Linked DNA regions of Homo sapiens: region 2 is linked to region 1. A link is a loop called in an ENCODE intact Hi-C map of the cell type or tissue named here. Cell type or tissue: gastrocnemius medialis. All regions are shown on one strand. Links, peaks and the distances in the headings refer to the core of each region. The heading gives the core; the rest is flanking DNA. Region 1 overlaps IGFN1 (immunoglobulin like and fibronectin type III domain containing 1). Region 2 overlaps CACNA1S (calcium voltage-gated channel subunit alpha1 S).

Region 1 (7,826 bases), core at 1,235-6,234:
GCCCTGCACGGCACAGCTCATGCAGCACTCGCAGCCCTGGGGCAGCAGGTGGGACCGCAGGCCCACCAGGAACCGGGGCTTCTGGCTCAGGTCGGGCTCCCGGTAGCACGGAGCCTTCACTGTGAACCTGTCTGTGGTGAAAGCCGGGGTGAGAGAAGAGGGTGAGAAAGCGAGGAAGGCCTGGCTGAGACCCGGGTCTGGGTAAAGAGTTCATGAAGCTACCATGTAGGCCTTATCTGGGATTTCCTGCCACATCTTGCCTGCAAATTTGGACCCCAAGGCTTGCCTCATTCTATCCTTTTCCTAAAATTCTTTATGGATTTTTTTTTGTAGCTAATACACATTCACTGTGGACAATTAGAATACACAGAGAATCAAAGGAGAAAGAATAAAAACCAAATCATAATCTCACTACCTATAGATGACTATAGCTGACATTCTGGTGTAGAGCTTTCCTGAAATTTTTGTATTTTATGAAAATGAAACCTTGATTTGATTTTATAGCCTGCTTTTCTGTGACTGATCTTAAGGTCCACATCTACTTTGCGGTAAAATATACACTTTGTTTTCAGAGAAACATTAACCTCTATTTGCCTTATTGTCTGTGGCTGCTTTTGAAAATCCTCCCAAAGGCACCTCAGACACCAAAACACCCACACCAATCTCATTCTTCCCACGGAGGTCGGGGTGCAGAGGATGCCAGAACAGGTGGGTGTGAGGCAGGAGCGGGAGGAGCAGCAGCTCGGGGCTGCTGGCTGTTATTTGGCATGCTCCAGGCCATCCCTGCCACAGTCCCTATCCTGCGCGCTTGCCATGCTTGGGTGCATCCCACTGCATTGCAGAGCGCAACCCCCACCCTGCCTGCTCCTCCCTCTCAGGGGCTGCTTACCGCGCTGCCGGGGGATGCACCAGGGCTGGCTGGTGTCCGAGGGTTTGCTGGCCCCCAGCTCATTCTTGGCCACCACCCTGAAGTGGTATTCGTGGCCGGGGAGGATGCCCAGGAGGGTGAAGCGGTTGGTGTGGATGCGGTCGGCTGCCTCGTGCCAGGGACCGTGCGCTGAGGAGCGTGTGAACACCGCGTAGTGCAGCGGGACATCCTGGGCCTCGTCAGGAGAGGGTTCCCACTCGGCCGTCACCGTCCCAGGCACGTTCTCCTGCAGGTGGATGGGCCCAGGGGCCTGCGGGCATGCTTCAGGAGAGACGGCAGAGGGAGGTCACGTGGAGGGGACCCAGCAGGGCTGCTACCAGCCCCCTCCAGGTCCCAGGACTTCTGAGGGTCCTGGGGAACGCAGTCTTGCCACACAAGTAGCTGGACCCAGAGTAAGCTTGGCCAGCGGTCCACAGTTATCTCTAGAGGGTAGAAAATCTCCCCAAAAGAGTAATTTTAATTCACTTCAGTGTGTTTGTTTGTTTGTTTTTTGAGACGGAGTCTGGCTCTGTCACCCAGGCTGGAGTGCAGTGGCACGATCTCGGCTCACTGCAAGCTCCAACTCCCGGGTTCACGCCATTCTCCTGCCTCAGCCTCCCAAGTAGCTGGGACTACAGGCGGCCACCACCACGCTCGGCTAATTTTTTGTATTTTTCGCAGAGATGGGGTTTCACTGAATTCACTTCAGTTTTTAAGTAAAATGACACAGGACAAGGCATGCATTTTTGGACAGAGGCAGGGCTCTCATGAAGCTGCATTACAGAGCCCCCACTGTTAGTCTATTTGATCATTTCTGGATATCCAGAAGCTCCTCCAGGGCAGGGGCTGTGTGGAGCCACAGCTGGGGAGGAAAGCCTTTATCCTGTGCAACGGCTGCAGACAATTTTGTCCCCTGGGTCTTTGGAGTGATGTAACAGTGGTAACCGCCTCTGCTCACTGACTCAACGGGAAGGATAACTGAGGTCGGAGAGGAGACATGACATGACTGTCTCTAGGCTCCTGAGGCAGAAGGACAATGGAAGTCCCCAGGGGATCTTCTGGGGTCCTTTCTACTTTCTATCATCAAGCATGGAGGAAAGGTGGAGAATGGTCACTTTGCATACCCAGCCCTGGTAGAGTGGCTGAGACCTATGATCAGACCAGTGGACACCTCTTTGCCTTGGTGAGTGGCCGAGCCAGCGTCCAGAGCCCAGAGCAAGGCCTGCCTCACCTGCCACCCTGATACGGAAGCTGTGGGCAACCTCCTTCCCCTGCAGGGTCCTCAGCACCACAGTGTAGAGACCACTGTCTGAGAGTCCAGCCACAGGGATCAGAAGCTGGGTGAGGCCATCCTTAGTGACAGTCACACTTCTTTTGGGCAAGGGCAAGCCATCCTTCAGCCAGGTCACCTCAGGCATGGGCATGGCCTGAGAAAGGAGAGGAAGGAAAAGTTGAGAAGGGGAAGCTGGCAGTTTCATGGAGGTGATGGCATTTAAGCTAGGCCAAAGGTAGAAGCGGTGAGAAGAGTCTTCTACAAGGAGAAAGTCGACCAGAAAACACAACGTCGACAAGAAAACACAGGTGGGAAAGAGGGGTGGTGATAAAGTGTGAGGTTGGCAGGCGGGTATGGTAGGGGGGCGGTAGAACAAGAAAGGAAGTTGGACGAAGAGGTTCGGCAAAAATGCAAAGTGCCCTCCACGTCACACCTCTACAGACATCTGGACATTATCCTCTCAGCCAGGAGCCGCTGTTGTCAGATTCTGAGCAGGAAAGCATAATGAGTTCTGGATTCACATGGCAGGGGGTGGGATGGGAATGAGAAGGGATGTGTGGGGAGGGGAGTGTTAACCACCCTGGCAGCCAAGACCATGTAGGAGATAATTTGGCAATAGTCTAGGAGGAAGATTGCGGTGTCCTGGCCTTGAACTGTGGTGACCCTGAGCAGGGTGGGAAGGCCAGCCCAGCTGCTTGGTGACCATGCCGTCAACTCCCTACGGGGCCCTCAGTACAGGGCACGGTGGGCACCAGAGTCAAACGAAGATGCTGATAGTCACTAACTGACCTCACAGGATTGTTCTGAGAATTTAAGGCGTTAATAATAAATACACGGAAAGCAGAGAGAACAAGGCCTAGGACATGGTAACTACTCAATGTGCATTAAATATTTTTGCCATCATTATCATTGTCATTATTGTGGTTAAGAACAAGTCATTTAGAGTAAGATAGACTGGTTTGAATTCCTACACAGATGATGATGATTTTAAACAATAATAATATTAAAACATATTGGGTGCTGTCATATGCCAGGCCCTACATATACACTTTCAATATATTAATTCCTTGAACCCTCAGACCTTTGAGGTAGGTTACTATTATTATCCCCTTTTGACAGATGAGGAAGGTGAAACACAGAGATGTTAAGATATTTGTTCTGGCTGGGCACAGTGGCTCACACTTGTAATCCCAGCACTTTGGGAGGCCGAGGTGGGCAGACTACGTGAGGTCAGGAGTTTGAGAGGCCAGCCTGGCCAACACGGCGAAACCCCATCTCTACTAAAAATACAAAAATTAGCCGGGCGTGATGGCATGCGCCTGTAATCCCAGCTACTTGGGAGGCTAAAGCAGGAGAATCGCTAGAACCCGGGAGGTGGAGGTTGCAGTAAGCCGAGATCGTGCCACTGCACTCCAGCCTGGGTGACAGAGTGAGACTCCATCTCAAAATAAATAAATAAATAAATAAATAAATAAATAAATAATATTTGTCCAAAGTCAAACGGCTGTGAGTGATGACATCAAAATTTGAACCCAGGCAGTTTGTACTTTTAGCCACCACCCTACTGTTGTAAAGTCAGGTGGTGTTGGTGTTGGTTAAGGATCACCCTGAGTCAAATATAGGTCATGTGCTTGCACAAAAATACATTGTGAAGTCAAAGGGGATCATCTGCACGACCGGCTCCCTGAATTCCCAGACTAGGAGAGGTGGAGAACCGAAGAGCCTTAGTTTGGAGGTGCAGTAGCTGAAGCTACCACTAGAGGGATTTGCAGGCCTGGAGCAGAATGGCCACCCAGCCGCCAAGTGAGGGCAGTACCTTCAAGGAGGACCTGAATCCTTCCTGCCTCATGTCTCTCACCTGATTTCCACAAGCCCAGTCAGTGATTTCCACAAGCACTGACTAGGGGCCAAAAAGGAACAGGGAAGAAAAGAGAGCCACAGGGCTGAGTCTGGCCCCCTTGGCCTCTCTGGGCTTCCCTCCCCACACCCCTGCAGGTACACTCACTTCAAAGGAGACGGGCACACGAACTGTGTCCCCGACCTTGACTGTCAGCAAGTCCTTGGTGCTGGAGTCCACGAGGAACTTGGGACAGACTGAAACGCACAAGAGGACTGGTTACCTCCCTCCTCCCTCACAGTTGGACCCCAGCCCCAGGTCCCCAGCAAGGTAGGGCTGGAGGGGAAGACTGGGCCAGTCGGATTGATGCTGAGATCCCAACATACTGGGGCCTCTAAAGGACTGGAGTACAGCTGGGAGCAGAATCTTCAGGGGAGACCCCAGGGGCTGATGGGGAGATGCTAGCGGGGGAGGGACAGGAGCTGAGAAAGGAACCCTGCAGGGAGAGGGGTGGACTAGGCTGGAACAGAGGAAGATGCAGACATGTGGCAGAGCGCTTATGTTTTGCAGATGAGATAAACACCAATCTAAGACAGGAAATGACTTGCCTGAGGTCACACCTTGTTCGGGAGAGAGCCAGGACAAGATTCTGGGACTTTGGACTCCGTGTGCTGTGTTTGTGACTCCCTACTGCCATAGTGATGACTAGGGTCAGCTGGGGTGGCCCAGTGTCAGCTTGGGTCAAAGGCAGATCAGGTGCTTGTGGTGGTTAAAGCCCAAAGGGAAAGACAATCCTCTTTTCAATAATAACGGGGAGCTGGGCATGTCCCATTCTGAACGTGAACCATGGGAGCTGAGCGGCCCTTAGGCCTTCGAAGGCCATGCCCGGGAAGCAGCCACTCTCTCTCCTACAGAACATCAACTTTGGAGTCTCCAGGTTTAAATCCTGGCTGTACCACATACCATTAGTGACAACTAGGGCAAAGTACCTTGAACCTCAGTTTCCTTCTCTGTAACTTCGGAATAAAAACATTAATATTGTAGTATAGTTATGAGTCGTAATGAGAAAACATTTCTAAGAAGGGACTGCCTAGCCCAGTACCTAGCACCTAGTAGGTGCTCAATAAATGTTACTTCCTGAAACTGAGGGTGGGGATCCTGGCTTAGTAAGTGCATTGCGGCTACTCAGGGGCCCCCTCTTAGGAGAGGCCTGCAGGGCTCAGGGGTCGGGGAAGGAGGCAGCACTCACCAGTAACAGGCATGGCTTGCACTAATGTGTCCAGGGCACTGGGCTGGCTCTGGCCTCCTTCATTAACTGCTGTCACCCGCACGAAGTAGCCCTCTCCAGGCCGAAGCCCCTTGGCCGTGTAGGTGGTGACTGGCACGGTGCCCACATGGCACGGGAGCCACTGGAGACTGTCTGAGCTGCACAGCTCCACCACATACCCCTGGGCTTCATCCCCTTCCTGGGTGTCTGGCCCAGCCCAGCTCAGAGTGATGCTGGTGTTCGATCTGTCTGTGACTTGGAGATTCCTCACCAGCCCAGGGGGTCCTGCCAGGCACCATGGGAGAGTCAGGAATGGCATCTCCTGAGGGAGGCCACTCAGTGTGGATATTGATTAGCCTTCCTTGTGGGAGACTGGGAATTGTTTTCACTTAGCAATTCTGCCTTTAGATTCTTCCTGAAGCACCTACCTTGTTCCAAATTCTTACTGTAACCAGCACTTTGTCTCCGTTATGCACACAGATCCCAGGCCACCTCCACCAGGAAGCCTCCCTCAACTCATTCCCCTCATTCATTCACCAACCTGCCAAATGCCTTCTCCTAACTATCCTTCTGTAATTCCTGAAAACTGATATTTTAGTTGATGACCTCTTGGGTTCCATTATCCCGTATGACTAGACTTCCATGTGTTTTTATTCTGGACTCTAAGCTCTTAGAGTCACGACTCTGCCTTCTGGGTACTCAGTGCAGGCTTCTTGTTCTCCACTTATTACATGAGAACAATAATAATAGCCCCACCTACCCACAGAGGTTTTAGAACAAGCAAAAAGCACAATGAGTGTGAAAGGGCTCTGGCCCTCAAGTCTGGCTGCACGTTGGAATCACCTGGTGAGCTTAAAAATACTGGCACCTAGATGCCACCCCAGAGATTCTGATTTAATTAGTCTGGGGTGCAGTCTAGGCATCAACATTTTTAAGAGTTTTCCAGGTGTTTCTACATATGCAATGAAGTTTGAAAACCACTGGGCTAGGGCAGTACTTCTCAAACTTTAATTAGTATAGAAGTTACCTGGGGATTTTTGTAAAAAATATAGACCCTGATTCAGTAGGTCTGGGGTGAGGCCTGAGATTCAGCATTTCTCATAAGTTCTAATAAGATGATGTTTCTGGGCCATGGGCCTTGCTTAGCAGCAAGAATCCAGAAAATGTAGTGATTGCTGTGGCTACTGTTAGACACTGCTTATCCTATCTATTGTCTCTACTTCCCACCACTGATAAAAGAGATTAACAGGCTGTGGGCCCATGGCTCATGCCTGTAATCCCAGCACTTTAGGAGGCCGAGGCAGGAGGATAGCTTGAAAGCAGGAGTTCAAGACCAGCCTGGGCAATATAGTGAGACCCTGTCTCTACAAAAAGATAAATTAGCAGGGTGTGGTGGCACATGCTCATAGTTCCAGCTGCTTAAGAGGCTGAGGCAGGAGGATTGCTTGAGGCCAGGAGTTCAAGGCTGCAGTGAGCCGAGATTGCATCACTGCATTCCAGCCTGGGTAAAAGAGTGGACCCTGTTAGAGAGAGAGAGAGAGAGAGAAAGAAAGGGATAGAAAGAAGAGAGGGAGGGAGGAAGGGGGAGAGAGAGAAAGAAAGAAGAGAGGGAGGGAGGAAGGGGGAGAGAGAAAGAAAGAAAGAAAAAGAGAAAGAAAGGAAAAAAAAGAACAGAAAGAGAAAGAAAGAAGACAGGGAGGGAGGAAGGGGGAGAGAGAGAGAGAAAGAAAGAATGACAGACAGACAGAAAAAAGAAAGAAAGAGAGAAGGAGAGAGAGAAAGAAGGAAGGAGAGAGAGAAAGAAAAGAAAAGAACAGAGAAGAAAAGAAAAGATAGGACAGGCTTGGTCCATTTGCAAGGAGTAAGTTGCATGGGCCGGCTTTCCTCCCCCATCCCTCCATTCCATGTCCTGCCCTTCCTAGGACTAAAACTCAGATACCACTTGAACAATGAAATGTACAGAATGTTTCGGTCTTGTTGGGTTCATTCAAACAGCCTGAACACCTGCAGTGGGCTGGGCCCTGTGGGGCACAGAGATGCTCTCCAGGTGTTGACCACCTGGCCCATCCGTCAAGTGCCAGAAATGTGCTGCTCCCTAGAGGACTTGGCGTAGGCAAACTGATTAGGGGATGAGAAATACAGAGCAGCATTTTCTAAGCTGTACGCCTTGGAGTGACGCTTTTAATAGGTATTTTGTGAAAAAGCTAGATTTGGATCAAGGTTAGACAGGTTTTTTTCCCCTGCAGGACTTGGAAACATCAAAAGCTCACATCATACACATCTTTAATCACAGACATTTTTTGCTGTTCCTGTTCTCAGAATGTCTGTTGGCATCTCTCAATACACTCCATGTTCCCAAGACCACAGGTCTCAGATAGAAAATGCTATCTCAGACTATAAGTTTCTCAAGGGCAGAGACCAGGATTGATTTACCTACTTCCTGGCACAATGCTGGCCATTTAGTAGGTGATGGGCAAATATTCATTGGATAGAGAATTGATGCTGAGCTTCCCCTGTTACCTGCCCTCCGCCCTGCCTGATG
Region 2 (7,638 bases), core at 2,639-7,638, 140 kb after region 1:
CACATCAACTTCTGTGTGTGTGTGCTGCCAAATCACAACTCATGTAGCCTCTGGAAAATTCCAGTCTACATTGTTGAGAGAATGAGAGACAGATGGGCAACTAACGTCTCAGCAGTATTGTGAAAATCATTTTGGTCAGGCCGACACTCTGAAAGAATCTCGGGTCCCACTCTGAGACTGGCTGCTCTACCCTGCCAGCAGCTCACTGGGACTTAGCCTCCTCCATAAGCCCTGGCATTGAACTCACCAGAATAACTGTTCTAGGCCTTCAGTGTCTCAGAAGACTCTACTCACCTCCTCATGACCGCTGACAACAAAGGGACAGTCAACACCAGTCCTAAACCCAACTCACAAGAGTAAACTCTGGTCCAGCTTTCAGGGATTATATTCCTAGACCCCTCCCATTTCAGCCTCCTCCCATCACCACCACAATCTACATCCTATCATAAGCATTATCAGGATGGATAGGAGGTGACCTTTGATCACACCTTCAACCCAAATTTGGAGGTCTCACTGGTGTTCTCATGAGATCTTGAGGAATGCTGAGCAGCAGTGCTCAAAAGCCCCTCTCGGATCGGGGCTTCTGACTTCATGGGGTCAGGGCCCCTACAGACCCATCAATGTCCTCTCCTTTCCATCTTCAGAGCATTGAGCCTACATGGTAAATAGATAAATATGGGTAAGGCAGGGTGTTCCAGTTCTGATGAGCCAATCTAATCTCTGAACACAAAAGGAGACTGTAAAACATCCTAAGATAAAAGGAGATGCAGGATGTCATCAGAAGTACAGGATTTTAGAGACAAGAAAGCATCATCCAGGGGAACAAAGGAGAGTGCAGGCTCGGGCCTGGTGGGAACTTCCCCTGAGTGCAGACCCCTGCCCCGTCAGCTGGGTATCTTGTAAAGCTCAGCCCAGTGCTTTTGGAGCTTCTCCAATTTCACCTCCCAGACAGAACTCTCAAGTCAGAACATGTGAGCCCTCCACCTCCAGCCCTGCTCCAGCCAGGCAGCTGCCTTCTTTTTTAAAGTTCTGTGGGGACAAATGACACTCAGATTACTCCTCTTTCATGGGTTGCACTGCTTAGGACAATTAATCCTAGAAGCCGACCCTGCCATGAGGCCCAGGGGCCCAAGACATAATTCCCGCTGCCTGTAGCCATCCTCAGCCCAAGGCATTCCTCTTCACTGTCACCGTCTGCTCCATGTGAAGCTGTCTTTTGCATTTTCAGCAGAGTGTCTTTAGACTTACTGCTCAATTCTCTTAAATTGCTCTTATACACCTTTCCTCCTGTCGTTGTCCACCTACTACTGTTGTCTGATGTTCCCTTTGCCTTCTGCCTCCAGATATCGTGGCCACGGTGGAGAATGAAGAGCCATCGCCCTGCGCCAGGACGGGCTCAGGGCGCCGGTGCACCATCAATGGCAGTGAGTGCCGGGGCGGCTGGCCAGGGCCCAACCATGGCATCACCCACTTCGACAACTTCGGCTTCTCCATGCTCACCGTGTACCAGTGCATTACCATGGAGGGATGGACTGACGTCCTTTACTGGGTGGGTCTGGGCCCGCGCCTGCAGAACCATCTCCCTTCATCCACAGGCTTGCAAGGGAGTGGGGAGGGAGGGCTTGCCAGTCCACACAGGAGGCCAGTCTCTGACTTGCGTGACCACAGCTCCCTCTTGCTCCTCCCTGGGGAATCTATACAGGATGTGTGTCCCTTTCTGGTTCCCAGGTATGTGCCCCAGCATCCTATGGGGAAATCCCCATGATACAATATGTCTGTGCAGGATCCAAGGGGCGGGTGAAGAATGGAAACCAGGAAAAACCTGGCTGTGAGTGACTCAATTCTGATGGCTTAGAATTTCACACTTTTTGAGGAACGAAGGGCCCTTTGAGTCTTTTTCCTTGCCTCTGCAAGACTGCTTTCCCATATAACTATTATTAGATATTAGTTTCCTCACCTATAAAATAAGGATAATAATACTGTCTATATCAGAGTTAGTGGGAGAATTACAACAGTGCCCGGCACACAGTCAACACTCCAGTAAGAGTTTCTTTGTTGGAGTATATTATTTATTTGGTGTTTGTTAAGAGCTAGATTTCTTATTTCATCCTTCAATGATGGAAGGCATTGCTCCCATTTTACAGATAAAGAAACTGAGGCTCAGAGAGATTAAAGTAACTTGCCCATGGTTAAGAACTTAGTGAGCAACAGAGCCAAGAATCGAACTCTGATCCCCCTGGCTCCAATCCAGAATTAACCACAATATGACGCCGCCTATTGTGGGGGTGGGGGGATTGTAAAACTGTCAAATGCTTTGCAAATACCAAGGATTAGTACAAATATTTATTGTAAGTGTGTATTAGGAGAGCAAATTATTTAAAATGTCAAAGGACTGTCACATGTATGATTTCACCTCTGTATCAAGCCTGTGAGGAGAGACAGCCCATGTCATTATCGCCATTAGATGGTTGGGAATAATGCTCAGAGATGTTAGGTGACTTGTCCGGGGTCACAGACGTTGTTCATTTGAAAAATCTTGGCTTTAAATAAATCAACTGGAGATAGAGTCTATGAGGGAGATCAAGTGAGGGAGGCAGATAGGAGACACTCTTGGTTGGAGGGAAATTAGGTCAGTCTTGCCCGGGCCAGGTAGGCAGTCAGCAAGGTCTCCCTAGGGAGATCCTTCCAGACCAGATCCTAGTCCTCAGGCTGGAAAAGTTCTTCCAGACTAGTCCTCAGGTTAGGAAAAATGTCCCCTCAATATCCCAGCGTGGCTTCTCTCCTTGTCCCCCAGGGTTGGGTGGAGTCTTAATGAGCAGACTTGGGGAAGAGGAACCAAGCCCTCAACTCAGAGGATCACACTTCTGTCCTGACCAGGTCAATGATGCCATCGGGAATGAGTGGCCCTGGATCTATTTTGTCACCCTCATTTTGCTGGGATCCTTCTTCATCCTCAACCTGGTGCTGGGTGTCCTGAGTGGGTAAGAAATTCAAAGGTAGCCAGGGGAGAAAAGAGAAAGAGGAGGAGGGGAGAAGGAGGAGGAAGGAAAAGGAACGGAGGGAAAAGAAACAGGAGGGGTGGGGGGCGAGTGGAGAGGAGGAGGAGAGAAGGGAGGAGGAGGAAGGAGTGGAGCAGGGCAGGGGGCTGTGAGTCAGGCCCTCGGCTCATCCCTGGGTTCCCTGTCATCTCAGTTGGGCCAAGAGCGCTTCCTTCCTGGTGAGCAGGAAGAGAGGAGAGGCACACAGGAGCCCTTCAATTTTTAATTTGCCTTTTTCCTCCTCCTCAAGTCTTCCCCCATTCTCACCCCTCCCGTCCCTCTGTTTTGACACTCCTCAGTGAAGCCCCTGAAACTCCAGCCTCCTGGCCCCGGGGGTGCCTAAGTGGAGCCTTAGCACTAAGAGGCGGTGGGGCTTTCGGTTAAGCACACAGACTCTGGAGCTAGAATGCCCACATTTAAATCCCTGCACTACTGCTTGGTGGCTGTGTGAGCTTTACCTAATTACCTAACTTCTCTGTGCCTTAATTTCCACATCTGCCACCTAAGAATTATTTCAGTATCTATCTCATAGGGTTGTTGTCAGGATTAAATAAGTTAATACATATAAAGTACTTAGAACAGAGTCCAGCACAAAATAAGCACTAAATACTAATGGTCATTATTAATGAGAGCTGTTCTCTTTGAGACCAGTCCTGCTGTCATCCCTCCACCCACCCCAGCACAGCAGAGAGGCTAGAAGTCACCATCAGCCTTCTTCCCCATTGGTATCATCCCATTCCAGAAGCTTCCTTCCAGGCAGTCTATAGATAGAATTCTGGGAGTCTGTAAACTTGCATAGGAAACATTTATCTTTATTTTTCACAATTGTAACTGAAATTTAGTGTTTCCTTTAGTAATGAACATAGGCAACAAACCACAGTGCTATTAGCAGGGCCTATGACTTGTCCTAATAGAAATCATGTCACATTACAGTTGTTGCGAATAGTATTTACACTAACTACTCCATACTTTGAAATTATGATAGATATAAAACCTGCAGCTAGATCTTGCTAATGAGTTAATGAAAAAGCAAATGTATTACTTGATCACAATTTTTTTGTATGGATAACTATATTTTAACATACAGTCATGTGCTGCATGATGACATTTCAGTCAATGACGGGCTGCATCCACAACAGTGGTGCGCTAAGATTGTATCTTTACTGTACCTTCTCTATGTTTAGCTATGTTTAGATCCACAGATACAATCGCCTACGGTATGCAGTATGGTAACACGCTGTCCAGGTTTGTAGGCTAGGAGCAATAGGCTATGCCATGTAGCCTAGATGTGTAGTCGGCTCTCCCATCTAGGTTTGTGCAAGTACGCTCTTGATGTCTGCACAGAGATGAAGTCACCTAACAATGCCTTTCTCAGAACGCATCCCAGTCATTAAGTGAAGCCTAGCTGTAACTGGCTTCTTTGTCATGCTATGGTTTTATTTTGTGCATTTCACATTATTCTGAAGAGAGATCCATAGGCTTAACTGGACTTTCAAAGGGTCCATGGCACAAACTGGTCAAGAGCCCCTCCCTGGACCCCACCTGACCAGGGCAACTCGACCTGCCCTGTGGGCCAACCCCTCCTGGCTGCCAGGCGCAGCTCCTCAGAGACTACCCCTGTGCTGTCTTCTTCCTCCTGCCCTGCGGGGCAGGTGGTCATAGCCCAGGGCTGCCCTCTGCTGGCCTGAAGATCCCTCATGGAGCCTTGGGTCCTTTTCTTCCAGCCATGCCAACTGGTTCCTTGGAGTCCAAGGAGAATTTTCCCCAGGCCTTTGGTCTGTACAAAACTAAATTTCTAAGGTAGTTTGAAGGGTTGGGGCAGTATGGCCAATTTGAGGCTCCGTGGCTGATTCAGTTAGGCAATGGACTGCCTTGTCATTAACCCCTAATGTGCAAGGGGAACCCCAAAACAAGGCAGGAGACAATGAGATGGATGAGAAGAAAGAAATGAGGAAGGGGCAAGGAGTACTCCAGGATGTTCCTGGAGGGTGGGGACGGGTGAGCAGGAAGTGAGAGGGGCTGTCTCTCAGCCACCTTGAGGGGCACCTGGACCCCAGGCAACACCCCGGGGCCAGAAAAAGGAGCGCTCCAGTCACAGAATGGGCTTGTCTGTCCTCAGGAAGCTCAGTCTTTCCTTGACACTGTTCCCTCTTCTCCTCCTCTCCTGGCTCCCCCATCTCATTTCAGGGAATTCACCAAGGAGCGGGAGAAGGCCAAGTCCAGGGGAACCTTCCAGAAGCTCCGGGAGAAGCAGCAACTAGATGAGGACCTTCGGGGCTACATGAGCTGGATCACGCAGGGCGAGGTCATGGATGTTGAGGACTTCAGAGAAGGTTTGGGCCCAAAGGCTGTGGTCAGCACTCACCCCACTCTCTCACTCCCACCTCTGAGTCATACCTTGCAATCAGGCCCACTGAGCAAGTCCAACATTAGTCCTTTGAGGGTGAGTGACTTGCCTAAAGCAAAATGGCTCAAAATGGTAAGATCCAGGTGTGACCAGAGCTCTTCCCAAAGGTACTTGCTGCCCATCCTCATAGCGCCTCCCCTGCAGATAAAGTGGGCTCTTTAGCTCTTGGAACTCTCAGTCTCTGGAAAGCACGAAGCAATCCAGGCCTACCTAGGACCCATTGTTGCAGATGTCTCTGGTCAATGGGCCCTTGTCTCGGGTGCCCAGTCCAGGTGTGTCCAGCCCAGAGGGGCCCCGAAGGCTGGCTGACTCTTTCTCTCCTGTCTCCAGGAAAACTGTCTTTGGATGAAGGTGGCTCTGACACAGAGAGCCTGTATGAAATTGCAGGCTTGAACAAAATCATCCAGTTCATGTGAGTATCTGCCCACTGCCCCAGGAACCCCCAACCCCCAGCTCCCTGAGACATGAGGGTAGAGTCCAGTTACTTCCCCTCAGTGGTTTCAGAGTCACTTGTCTAATCCTTTAGAAAGGCAGCCTTTTTAAGAAAATAGGGCCAGTTCCTGCTCTGAGGGACTCCGCAGGGACCAGATCCTCGGGGAATGTGTGATCAGAGGGGTCCTGAGCAGATGACCTATTTATATAGCACATAAGAAGGACACTGGGAGCCTCCAGGAGCAGTGAGCATGCTTGCTGCTACTTCACCCTGATCAGGGCAGAGCTGGGTGAGGTCATTCATGTTGGAAACCTCTGCGAGGGAAGAGGGAAAGTGTACACAGCAGAGGCTGCACAAACCGGGAGCCCCTCAGGAAGGAGGCTGGAGGCAAGAGCACACTCCACGCTCTCTCGCCATTGTCTTAAGAGGAGGGTTTGTTTATTTGGTTGGCTGTTTCCTTTTACAAATTCATACTTAATTATGATTTTGAAAGATCAAACAATAGAGCTATACATCAAAGAAAAGATGAAGGTCTCCAGTGCCCTTCAAAGAGGTAACCATGGTAACAGATGTGCAGCCTCTAAGATCTTTTCTGTGCTTTCATCCGTCTTGCACACACACACACGTGCCAGGATTTTTTTGTTTTTGTTTTGATTTTTTACATAATGGGGTTGTTTATGTTAACTACTGTCACCACAGGGACTAGAAGAGTGCCTAGCACATATGAGGTGTTGCCAAATATTTGTCAAATAAATGAATATAATACACACTAAAGGATAATCCAATAAAGGATTATCTAGTTACTTACCTTTTTTTACTTAAAATTATCTATTGAGAGCAATTTTCGGAGCAGATTCACTTTCCTTCTTGTATCTTTGGATGTAAAACATTCCACAGGATGAATATGCCATAATGTAGTTAATTTTTCCCCTCTTTGGCGATACAAACAGTGCTGCAGGGAACAGTTGTGGATGAGTATGACCACTTCTGCCAAAGGAACTCTAGAAATAGACTTGCTGGGTCAAAGGGTATAGCTACTCCCAGCTCCTCGGAAGTCTGAGGTGGGAGGGTCACTTGAGCACAAGAGTTCAAGTCCAGTCTGGGCAACCTAGCAAGACCTGTCTAAATAAATAAATAATAAAACATTAATAAACAGAGCATATAGACTTTAAATTTTGGTAAGTGCTGCCAATTCATCCCAAAAAGATTGTACTGTCAAAGCTCATTTCCCCTCACCCTCCCCAGATATTATTAATTTGTTGAAGAGTGGCCTTTGATAAGGGGCAAAACGTGGCATCTCAGAGTTGCTTTAACTAAAATTAAACCACACGGAGCGTCTGCTCCTTGCCAGGCACTTGTGCTAAGCATTTTGCGTGCATCCTCTCATTCCATTGCCTCGGAGGTTTGTGTCATTATCGCTCTTCTGTGAAAGATGGAGGATTTTACTCAGTCTGGCTCCCTAGCTCATGCCCTGAGCTTCTCTCATGTGGCTGGCGGAAGTGGGGTGGTCAGGCTACGCATGCCTGGAGTTTGTCTGAAGGTAGCTTGGACAGGTGGGGCGTAGAACAGCACAGCACTGTAGACCATCCTCTGTCCCCTCCCTCAGCCGACATTGGAGGCAGTGGAACCGCATCTTTCGCTGGAAGTGCCATGACATCGTGAAGTCCAAGGTCTTCTATTGGCTGGTGATTCTCATCGTTGCCCTCAACACCCTGTCTATCGCCTCAGAGCACCACAACCAGCCTCTCTGGCTGACCCGT

What was found. A loop is a pair of places that touch in the nucleus more often than their neighbours do. Peaks named below come from ENCODE experiments on the same cell type or tissue, not always from the same donor. Only the 100,000 strongest peaks of a DNase experiment are listed, where the experiment ranks them.
Region 2: it touches region 1 in a loop (2.9-fold over the local background); 35 of 110 quality-filtered maps call a loop at or near these places.

Annotation. Positions count from the first base shown.
Region 1 is chr1:201,219,187-201,227,012 of GRCh38, reverse strand. It overlaps IGFN1 (immunoglobulin like and fibronectin type III domain containing 1), which reads right to left. Exons shown (of 24, transcript NM_001164586.2): 19 at 5,267-5,569; 20 at 4,186-4,274; 21 at 2,139-2,334; 22 at 890-1,189; 23 at 1-131. Among named protein-coding and RNA genes, the nearest start is that of IGFN1, 32 kb to the right of the region's middle. RefSeq lists an enhancer at 465-1,457 and a silencer at 3,929-4,038. In gastrocnemius medialis, for the core only: a CTCF peak has its summit at 3,924 (motif pointing right); a DNase peak (open chromatin) is centred at 3,972; H3K27ac peaks cover 453 bases.
Region 2 is chr1:201,083,169-201,090,806 of GRCh38, reverse strand. It overlaps CACNA1S (calcium voltage-gated channel subunit alpha1 S), which reads left to right. Exons shown (of 44, transcript NM_000069.3): 6 at 1,344-1,549; 7 at 2,878-2,981; 8 at 5,226-5,371; 9 at 5,776-5,857; 10 at 7,485-7,638. Among named protein-coding and RNA genes, the nearest start is that of CACNA1S, 25 kb to the left of the region's middle. In gastrocnemius medialis, for the core only: CTCF peaks have their summits at 4,503 and 4,707 (motif pointing left); a DNase peak (open chromatin) is centred at 4,696; H3K27ac peaks cover 3,577 bases.